2 separate regions of the Homo sapiens genome follow, and region 2 is linked to region 1. A link is a loop called in an ENCODE intact Hi-C map of the cell type or tissue named here. Cell type or tissue: IMR-90. All regions are shown on one strand. Links, peaks and the distances in the headings refer to the core of each region. The heading gives the core; the rest is flanking DNA.

Evidence for each region. Hi-C counts contacts between places; a loop is a spot of excess contacts. Peaks named below come from ENCODE experiments on the same cell type or tissue, not always from the same donor. Only the 100,000 strongest peaks of a DNase experiment are listed, where the experiment ranks them.
Region 2: a loop joins it to region 1, with 8 times the contacts of the local background. A loop is called at or near these places in 1 of 110 quality-filtered maps.

The regions. Positions count from the first base shown.
Region 1 is chrX:45,476,699-45,482,546 of GRCh38, forward strand. No RefSeq gene overlaps it. Among named protein-coding and RNA genes, the nearest start is that of LINC01204, 26 kb to the right of the region's middle. RefSeq lists an enhancer at 3,368-4,567. In IMR-90, for the core only: no CTCF peak of the experiment used is centred there; DNase peaks (open chromatin) are centred at 2,693 and 3,443; H3K27ac peaks cover 675 bases.
Region 2 is chrX:45,553,713-45,559,560 of GRCh38, forward strand. No RefSeq gene overlaps it. Among named protein-coding and RNA genes, the nearest start is that of LINC01204, 51 kb to the left of the region's middle. In IMR-90, for the core only: no CTCF peak of the experiment used is centred there; no DNase peak of the experiment used is centred there.

The DNA of each region.
Region 1 (5,848 bases), core at 854-4,853:
TAAGCTGGACCCAATCAAGGGACTCACCTTGATTGTTTTCCTTCTTTTAGGGATCACTGTCTGTTATGGTTAATTTTATGTGTCAACTTGACTGGGCTAAGGAATGCCCAGATAGTTGGTAAAACATTATTTCTGGGTGTGTCTCTGAAGGTGTTTCTGGAAGAAATTAGCATTCAAATCAGTAGACTGAGTAAAGAAGATCACACTCACTAATGTAGGCAAGCATTGTCCAATCCCTTGAGGGTATGGGTAGAACAAAAGGTAGAGGAAGGGCAAATTTGATCTGCCTTGTTTGAGCTGGAACATCTGTCTTCTCCTGTTCTCAGACATCAGTGCTCTGTGTTCTCAAGCCTTCAGACTCCATCTGTGACTTACACCATCCCCACCCTCCCACTCTCCCCCACTGGCCACAATGCCAGTCCTCAGGCCTTTGGACTTAGACTGAGTTTCACCTCCAACTCTTTCTTGTTTCTTCAGCTCATAGACAGCCTATTATGGAACTTCTTGACCTCCACAATCATGTAAGCCAATTCTCATTTTTTTATATATCCCTGTTGGTGCTGTTTATTTGGAGAACCCTAATTAATATGCAATCTTTCATTCCCTGATGCTCATTGTATTGAAAATAATAGATTCATACATTTTGTCCACTATTTGCTTATTTTAGGTGAGAAATTAAGCCAGACCTTTTACTACATTTTGGCTGGAAGCAGAAGTGTTAAATACTTAAAATAAATAAATAAATAAATAAAAACTTTTTTTCTGTAATTCCAAGGAAGTTTACATATATCTTTTAAAAGAAATTATGATCTTAGAAAACAAGTTGAGTTTGTGTCCACCCCTAAACCTCTAAACCCTGATTAAGTGTAGCACTGGGTGGAAAAATAAACTCAGGAAACCTGAAAATACAACTTTATCTTTTATTTAATGAGCCAATCTACAATGGTATTTTAGGGTCCAAATGATTTCTTCCAGTCTTCTCATCAGGAACTGCTTTTTTCTTGCATTTTTGATTATACTATAGCCAGGGTCATTGGATCAGCCTCATTGGGTTTTGCTTTTATCCTTGTAATGGAAATATATAAAACCTGATGGAATGAGGTAAGGTTTGGTATCCATTGTATTCTTAAAGTTGCCTTCTGGATCTCTTGCCTGGATGCTGGTACCCATTATTCAGATCCTTTCTCCAGTCTGGACCTATTTTAATCTCTGATCATTCTTCCTGGCACATTTCTACCTAGCTTTAGATTTACTTGGAATCTATCAGTAATCTGAACATTTTTCTATCTTTAGTTTCTGGTCTTGTTTCAGCTCTCCTGAGGTCACCTCTCCTGATCCATTCTTACATCCTCTCACCTTAGGCCCTAATGGGATAGGGATAGTTACAATGCTTAGTCTTATAGCAAATTTGTGGCTCTTCAAAGGAAGTGCTTCAAAAATTTTGTTGCATCAATAATGGGGAGAGAAGAGACAAATAGTTATTGCAGTCCAACCAAGTGATAGTATCAAGTCTCTGTGCTTTATGTAAAGACTGGGTATCATTTATTTGCCTTTTGCGTTGTTAATGTGGGGATTTTCTTCCTGTGAGTGCATCCCTTGATTTAAAACTTTGACACTTTTTCTCCTTTAGATTCATAGTGCAGTGGGGATCTTAAGATGCCTTCAAAATGGTATTTCCTATTCTTAAGCTTCATTGGTAATTCCTTGGTGAATTATGAATCTCTGTTAATGAGTTCTGCTGTTTTCTCTTTTAATTCAGTGCTCGCCATGGGGGATAGGAGGACTTTACCTCAATTGTGATATGAAGTGTTCTCTACAAATACATTAAATTTAGTTTGTGTCAGTTGGAATCCTGGCAAGTAGCAGGATTCAACAAGATTAATCAAATACAATACATTAATGAAAGGACTAATTACAGGGGTGTGGGCTTGATTAAGAAAACCAACAAAGGATGTTGAGGCACTCAGAGACTGGTCTCAGTGGAAAACCATCATCACTCCCAATAGGAGAAAACCTGGAGCTGTGGAGGAAGGCAGAGGAGCTGTAGTCATACAGGAACACAGCCATGCCAGAAATGTGGCACTGATGTATAGAGAAAGCAGGTAAAGAAATACCCCAACCTCTCTTCCACCACTCTTTAATCCCCCATGAATATCTCTATAAGCATAGCACAACCAGAAGTCAAATGGAAAAGGAGCCTTGGGTAATGCAGTCCACAGGGCCCCCTGGAACACAACAGAGCAAAGAGGGACATGAAATATACATAATTGGGGTGCAAATGGAGAAAAAATACAGTAAAAAGTCTTTGCATCTTTCTGGATTCTAGCTGGTATATTAGATAATTACTTAAGTATTATAAGTTACCAACTACAGTAAGAATAATAATTGAGCTAAGCTATCATTATACTAATTTTTTTTATTATTTACAGATTTTTAAAATGTAAGCACCTACTAAATTATTTGGGATAATGTTTTAAAAACTATGTTAGAATTTTCAAAATTTTAATGGGCTCTAGCATTAAAGATTTTTCCAATGCAGGATATTTTAAAAGGGCTAATGAGCTAGTGTGGTATGAGTCTACACTCAGCAACCACTGCATTTTTAACTTTTTTTTAATGCTCAAAAATAAACAACAAGATCCCTGAGTGCTTTTGTTGGCTGGGCTGTGTATTTTAAAACACTTACTCAGAACACCGCAGTTATTTGAAGGATGTGTCATACAGTCTGCTGCTGGCTTAAGAAACTATGAGATGGGGGACGTTCAGTTGCCTTTTTAAACTTATTTATTTAATTTTAGAAATAAATGTGTAGCAAAAGGAGTTTTGATTCTATAAGCTGAGAGTCTGTGTACAAATTGCAAACTTTTGAGCTTTAAGTCTCCTCTGTGACTCTAGACTGAGTGGTTGTCTAGGCTGACCCCAACCAAGGCAAGCAACCTCAGCAGTATGTTTAATACTTCAACCCACTTGGTCCTCAGCTCCAAATGCAAGAGTTTCTGAGCAAGTTAATCTTTTCCTTGTACTACTGCTGTTCAGGTGCATTCAACATGAATTTATTAAACAACTATAATGTGCCAGGCGTTGTGTTCGATGTTGGGAGACTAAAGATAAGATGTAGAACCAACATAAGAGAAATGGACACATAAACACACTCTCTGATATCATGTGGTATATGTGGTTACAGACGTAGGTATGGGCATTTAGCCTACCTGAGTCATAGGAAAGCTTCCTGGTGACTAATAGATTTTTGAAGGTTTCTAAATTTCACCTCTAGCGTGGAAATGAAGGTGGGGAAATGAAGGTAGTCTAGGCAGGGAAAACATTACAACTAAAAGTAAAGAGGCATGAATCAGCATGATGAGTGCTAGAAACTATACCAAGCATGAATAGCAAAGAAGGGAGTGGTAAGGGATTAGGCTGGGGGAAATCAACAGAACAGTTGACGTCAAGGGGAGTAGACTTGTTCAAAAGCTTAGACAGTATCTATATGTTATGAGAATTTTTCAAAGAGACTGTCAGCAAATATAGGGGGAGAGGTTAAGCCTAGGGAAGGGGCAACACTGGAGCTCAGTAGTGTAGGGAGAATGAGTAATAGGCCAGCTATGTGTTGTTTCAGACTTCCAGGCATCCATAAGGATCAGGGATCAGACATCAGGAACAACTCACCCATGTGATCCATGTAGCTGTCAGAAAATTCATGAGGAGCTCTCGCCCAGAAATCTGATTGGCAGTGGGAAAAATCCAAAGTGATACATAAATTAAAAGTTGATTCTCTTTGTCTTTGCAATACTGAAATGAGAAAAAGACAAAACAATTGGCTTACATCTCTACAACCCAAGGAGATCAGAGCACTTTGTACCCAAAGGATTGTCAGTACCTTTCTCCTCAGAGGGTCATTTGCACAGCAAATACTCATTTGTCTAGGGGTAGACATAATTGTCTTCAGTTTTGGGGAGATTTAGGGGTATAACCATCAACAGAAGTTCGTTCATAACTATTCAGGTAGTTCATGGCATTGAGTGTGGTAATAATTACAATTTCAAGATTACTTCTCTGTTCTCCTTCCAGATGGGAGGGCTCATTAACAGTTCTAGGTAACAGAGGCTTTCTGCTGGAGTTTAGCCATAACACCTTGGTTTCAGGTTAAAATATACCATAAGAAATAATTTTGAATCCCAAGCCCAGAGTTTTATTCTCCTCTCCAATCCAGCATAATTACATTTTCATTTTGGTAGGCAAAAGATATTCTTATCAATAAATGGTGTTGGGTCAATTGGAAAATCACGTGGAAAGAAAGATGTATCTTAACCTCTACTTTATACCATAACCAAAAATTAATTCCAGATAAATTGTGGACCTCAATGTAAAAGAGAAAACAATAAAACTTCTGGAAGATAGTGGAGGAGAAGAGCTTCATTACCTTGGAAAAGATTTCTAAATAGGACACAAAAAGTGCCAACCATAAAGGAGAAGATCAATAAATTGGACCATATTGATCAATAAATTGGGCTATTTTAAGAATTTATATTCTTAAAGAACACCAATAAGAGAGTGAATGGGCAAGCCACAAAACTCAGATCTAGAATATTATAAGGAAAATTCAGATACCGCAATGGAAAAATGAGCAAAATATTTGAATAGGAATCCCACAAAAGAGTATAATCAAATGGCCATTAATTATCTAAAATGGTATTAACCTTATTTTTCATTGAGGAAATGGCAAGATGACAGTAAGAATGGCCAAATTTTAAAAGACTGACAATACTAAGTGCTGGTGAGAATATGAAGCAACTGGAACTCTCATACTCTGCTGGTGGAAGTGTAAATTTGTACAACCACATTGGAAAACTACATGGAAGTATCTACTAACACCAAACATGCACATACCCTATGACCCAGCAATTCCACTCCAATGTATATACTCAACAGAGATGCATACTTATGAATCCCAAAATACTTGTACAAGTATGTTCATAACAGCCTCAACCCAGAAGTGGGTTGAGCAGTCTATCAACTACAGAATGGATAAATTATATTAAATAAAAAAGTGAAATACAACAACAAAAATTAAGGATCATCTCCTACACACAGTAACTGGATGAATCTCCCATACATACTATCAAATGGAAAAATCCAGATACAAAAGCGTACTTTTTCTATGACTCCCTTTGCATACACTTCAGAACTAGGTTGAAACCAATATATAATGGTAGAAAGGATATTGAGAGGAGAGGTAGTACTAAATGAAAAGGAACGTAAAGTGGGGGAGCTCCTGGGATGTTGGTAATGTTTTATTTCCTAATCTGGATGGCGTTTTCATGGGCATATTCACTTTGTGGTAATTCACAAAACTAGATGCTAAGAATGTGTACACTTTTATTTATGTAAGTTTTGCTTTAATAAAAATGCTTATTAATTCTTTTTTCATTTTGAAAGGATTACTCTGGCTGTTAGGTGAAGAATGAATAGGGGAACAGGTAGGAGCAGATGCAGGATGACTAGTTAATTGACTATTGGATATTTCAGGCAAGAAATAATGGTGAATTGGGCTTGGATGGTGGTAGAAAAACAAAGGCCTGAACAGCCATATGTAGGAGAAGAGATTGGTAGGAATTGGTGGTAGACTAAAAAGGGAGTAGGAACAAAATCTGTCGAAGAAGGTTACTGGCTTATATAAATGGATGAAACATTTTGGCATTCACTAAAATAAGGAATATGGGAATATCGGCATAGATTTTTTAATAGCATCTTTATTAAGATATAATTTGCATACTATAAAATTTACCCTTTAAAGTGTACAGTTCAATATTTCACTTGTCATAGCATATTTGTAGACATAGAAAACCAT
Region 2 (5,848 bases), core at 1,113-5,112, 77 kb after region 1:
CATAGACTAATCCAATCCAATTCAGGCTCCTTTGAAGAGATAATTACTGAGCTCAGTGTTTAGAATTTGTTTGGACTATAGGATATTTCTTAGCTGTCCCTTTCCCTTGTTTTTCTCCAGCAACCTAGTCAGCCTATAGTTTTGATTTTATTTCCAATTAATCTACCAATCTCCTCCCAGTTGCCTTTCATTACAGTTTTTACTGTTTTTGAGAGTATTATTAGGCTTGAACTTCTCCACATTCTGTGACAAATTAAGTCAGTTTCTTGAGGTAGGGATTTGGAGCTCTCTGTTGTACAACCGGCTTCTCCCCTGGAGAAAATCTCTGAGACATAGCTCTTATGCTTGGGGCATGGAAAATGGCATGCATCTCTGAGTGACATCTCACTTTAGGAGCTGGATATTTGATAGATGGAGAGAAGCCAACAGCCCTAGGTCTTCTTGCCTTGCCTCTGTCAACCGGAAATCCCCCTTCCCATGAGCTGGAGCAAAGGAAATTGGGCCCTAGTATTCTCAGCAATGTTGCAACCTAGTTAGAGCCTCGATGCCATGATTGGGGACTGCATGGAAGAACGGAACACCTACCTCTTGGTTACATTCACCTGGATCTTAACTTCAGCAAGGGGTAGCTGGAGGCAGGATGAGAAATACTGACACCTCACCTCTCCCAAGAAGTTAGCCCTCTGACTGGGAGCTGGAGAGAAAGGGAACCCTGTGTTCTTGGCTGTACCAGGCTGGAATGCAGTTTCCATCTTGCTGAGTTGAGATGGGCAATGGAGGGCACAGATCTTGATTCAAATAACCACAGACTCTATCAGTTTCTACTAAGTTTAGTAGATTTTCTTGAATAAATATTCTTCATTTTCTATATTTCCTTAGAACAATTTCCAGAGACTTTAAATGGTTGCTTTAAAAATAATTTTTACCAGTTTTACTGGAAACAAATCCATGGAGCCCCTCATGCTGCCATGCCAGAAGTAGAAATCCAGCAGTTTTTTTAAAAAAGTTATATATACATACACCATATGACTTAGTCATTCCACACTTAGTTATCTATTCAAGAGAAAAGAAAATATATGTCTCTACAAAAGCTTGTACACAAGTATTCCCAACAACCTTATTTTTAATAGCCCCCAACTGGAAATAAGTCAAATGCCCATCAACAGGTCAATAGATGAATTAACTGTGATGTATCTGTGCATTAGAATACTATACAACAATAAAATAGAATGAACTGATACACACAACAGCATAGATGAATCTCAAAATAATTACACTGGGTAAAAGAAGTGAGACAAAAAATGACACATACTGTATGACTCCTATATAAACTTCTAGAAAATGTAAGCTAATTCATAGTGACAGAAAGCACTGGGGATGGGGTGTGCTGGCAGGGATTAGAGGGAGCGATTATAAAGGAGCATGAGGAAACTTTTCAGGGTGATGGACATTCTCATTATTTTCATTACAGTGATTGTTTCATGGGCTCATACATGTGTCAAAATGTATCAAATTGTACACCTTAAATATGGAAAGTTTCTTGAATGTTAGTTATAACTCAATTAAGCTGTTTAAAAAAGTTATTCTGCATTTTCTCCCTAAGCATCTCTGGTCCTGGGGAAAAATAGCAAGTTTCCTCTGGCTCAAGGTGACTTTTCCACTTTCTCATGTCCAGGAACAGCTTTTTGTGTGCTCACAGCTTCTGACAAACTGCCCAAACCACTACACTCTTCTCTCTTCCCCTCACTTGAATGCTTGGCTTCCCCCTTTCATCCTGTAATTCAGCTGTGTTTTGGATCCATTCGATTTTATTTCTTTGTGTATTTATTCGTTCAACAAACATTTGTTGAACACCTGCTTAATGCCACATGCTATGCTAAATTTTAGAAATAAAAAAGAAACATAGTTTCTGTTTCCAAGGTACTCATAGTCTAGTAAGACATATACACAAAAATGGCTAGGAGTCTTAAGTAATATGGAAGTTGGTGCAATGTACAGTAAAGCACAAAGAAGGAAATGGTGCTGAAAATATTTGGTTTTCTGTTCCCTGAGTATTCAGCCACCCTAATCTGATAACCACAGCCTGATTTTCTTGTGGATAATTATTTTTCTCCACTGTGTGCTGTCTCAGTGCAACAACAAGTGACTGTGCCTTCCTTTACCAGGAAGCATGTAACCCAAGCTGAGATGCTTGAGAGTTTTTTCCACGAATTTTCTGTCTTGAGAGACCCAAGGATGGAAAAATAGATATACAAATGGTCCCCAACTTATGATGATTCAACTTATAATATTTTAACTTTCAAATAGTGCAAAAGTGATATGCATTCAGTAAAAATTGTACTTCAAAATCTGAATTTTAATTTTTTCTTAGGCTTGTAATATGTAGTATGATATTCTCTCACGATATTGGGCAGCAGCAGTGAGCCATAGCTCCAAGTCAGTTTTGTGATCACAAGAGTAAACAATCAATACTCTAAAATGCATTAAATACATATTTGACGTATTTTCAACTTATAATGGGTTTAACTGAGACATAACTCCATCACAAGTAGAGGAGCATCTAGTGCATTCATTCCAGAACTACTTCTTGGACCAGATGGTCATATTCTAATCCCTGCTGCCAGCATACCTGATCTGTCTTCATTCTTGTCTATTTCTGAGTCTGGTCCTCCAAACTTCCTATTATGTCTGTGATGAACTTCTAATACATTTCATTTTTTCTTTAAATAAGCTCAAGTTACTTTCTGTTGCTTACAAGCAGATAACGCTAAATAATATATTTTCATGGAAGAGTTGACTATTAACATAGATATGGTTAAGATAGGCCATAGGGAAATTTGAAGTTGCAGATAGGTGCAGGGCCCTGGAGCATCTTAGGGTAAGGACAAGAGGATTTTAAAGTGAAAAGTAATCAATCAATAAAGTTATGGATTAGTCATTCTCAAAGTGTGGTCCTCCAGACCAACAAGATCAGCATTACATGAGAATTTGTCAGAAATGCAAATTCTAGAGCCACACCTCAGACCTGCTGAATCAGAACCTCTGAGTATAGGGCCTAGCAATCTACGTTTTAACAAACCCTCCAGGTAATTCTGATGCACTCTAAGATTTGAGAATCAAATCAATATCCTAGATAATTCACGCTGCTCTGTGAAGGAGGGATTCAAGGGGTTGAAATTTAAAGAAAGGGAGTCCAGTTGGACACTATTGCAGTAGTATATAACCTAAGCTAAGATACATCAAGTAGATGGAGTGGAAGGAAAAATGCAAGAAATTCAAAGGATAGAGGGCCAAATAGACTTCACCATCAATAGGATGTTCTCTATGAAGGAAATAAGATATCTAGAATTATTTCCAAATTTCTGATTTGGATGAATGTGTGAATAGTGGTGCCATTAACTAAGCCTTGGAAGTATAGGGAAAAAAGCAGATTTTTAAAAAATGTATTTAGGTGAAATTCACATAACATAAGATTAATTATTTTAAAGTGAACAACTCAGTGGCATTTAGTATATTCACCATGTTGTGTGACTACCATCTCTATCCAGTTACAAATATTTCTACACTCCAAAATAAAACCCCATGCTCATTCAGCATTTTTTCTCCATTCTCTCCTCCCCCAGATCCTGGCAAACACCAATTTGCATTCTGTTTATATAGATTTACCTATTCTGTATATTTCATGTAAATAGAATCTTGTAATATGTGATCGTTCATGCCTGGCTTCTTTCACTTAGCATGTTTTTGAGGTTTATCCACATTGGAACATAAATCAGTAAGTACTTCATTCCTTTTAATGGCTGAATAATAATTCCTTGCATGTATGTACCACTATTTGTTTATCCATTCGTCCATTGATAGACATCTGTTTCCACCTTCTGGCTATTGTGAATAGTGCTGCTATAAGCATGCATTTACATCTATTTGAGAACCTGTTTTCAATTCCTTTGTGTATATACCTAGGAGCAGAATTGTGGGGTCATATGGTAATTATATGTTTAACTTTTTAAGGAACTGCCAAACTGTTTTCCACAGTGGCTATATAATGTTACATTCCCACCAGCAATGTATAAGGATTCAAATTTCTCCACAGCCTCTCCCATATTTGTTAATTTCCATTAATTTTTTTCATTATAGCCCTCCTATGGGTATGAAGTGGTATCTCATTGAGGTTTTGATTTACATTTCCTTAATGACAAGGATGTTGAGCATATTTTCATGTACTTCTTGGCCATTTGTATATATTCTTTGGAGAAATGTTTATTCAAGTCCTTTACCCATTTTAAAATTGAGTTATTTGGCCCTTTTGTTATTGAGCTGTAAGGGTTCCTTATGTATTCTGAATACTAGATCCTTATTAGATATGTGATTTGCAAATATTTTCTCCCATTCTGTGGGTTGTCTTTTTCGATTTCTTGATAGTATCCTTTGACAAACAAGTTTTTAATTTTGAAGAAGTTCAATTTATCTACTTTTTCTTTTGTTGCTCATGCTTTTCGTGTCATCTAAAAATCCATTTTCTGAATCCAAGGACATGATGATTTACCCCTGTGTTTTCTTCTAATAGTTTTATGGTTTTAGCTCTTATATTTATTCAGGTCTTTGATCCATTTTTAGTTAACTTTCATATATAGTGTAAGGTAGGAGTCCAACTTCATTCTTTTGCGTGTGGATATACAGTTGTCCCAGCATCATTTGTTGAAGAGTCTATTATTTTCCCATTGAATGGTCATGGTACCCTTGTTGCAAATCAATTGACCATAGATGTATGTGTTTAGTTCTGTACTCTCTATTCTACTCCACTGTGGTTTTGATGTGCATTTCTCTGATGACTGCTGATGTTGAGCATGTTTTCATGTGTTTGTTGGCCACTCGTATGTCTTCTTTTGAGAAGTGTTTGTTTATGTCTTTTTCCCATTTAATAATGGGGTTATTTGTGTTTGCTTGTCAAATAGTTTATTTAAGTTCCCTATAGATTCTGGATATTAGACCTTTGTTGGATGCATAGTTTGCAAATATTTTCTCCCATTCTGTAGGTTTTCTGTTTACTCTGTTGATAGTTTCTTTTGCTGTGCAGAAGCTCTTAAGTTTAATTATGTGCCACTTGTCAATTATTGTTTTTATTGCAATTGCTTTTGAGGACTTAGTCATAAATTATTTGCCAAGGCCTATGTCCAGAAGGGTATTTCCTAGTTTATCTTCTAGGATTCTTATAGTTTGAGGTCTTACATTTCAATCTTTAATTCATCGTGAGTAATTTTTGTATATGGTATAAGGAAGGGATACAGTTTCAATCTTCTGCATATGGCTAGCCAGCTATTCCAGCACTATTTATTGAATAGGAAATCTTTTCCCAATTGCTTATTTTTGTTGACATTGTTGAAGATCAGATGAATGTAAGTGTGCAGATTTATTCCTGGGTTCTCTATTCTGTTCCATTGGTCTATATGTCTGTTTTTGTACCAGTACCATGCTGTTTTGGTTACTTTGGCCTTATAGTATAGTACGAAGTCAGGTGATATAATGCCCCCAACTTTATTCTCTTTGCATAGGATTGCTTTGGCTACTTGTGCTCTTTTTTGGTTCCAAAATAATTTTAGAATAATTTTTTCCAATTCTGTGGAAAATGACATTGGTAGTTTGATAGGAATATTGTTAGATATGGTTTGACTGTTTTCCTACCCAAAATCTCATCTTGAATTGTAACCCCATATCCCCATGTGTCAAGGGCAGGACCAGGTGGAGGTAATTGAACCATGGGGGCAGTTTCCCCCACGCTGTTCTCGTGGTAGTGAGCAAGTCTCACGAGATCTGATGGTTTTATAAGTGTCTGGCATTTCCCCTGCTT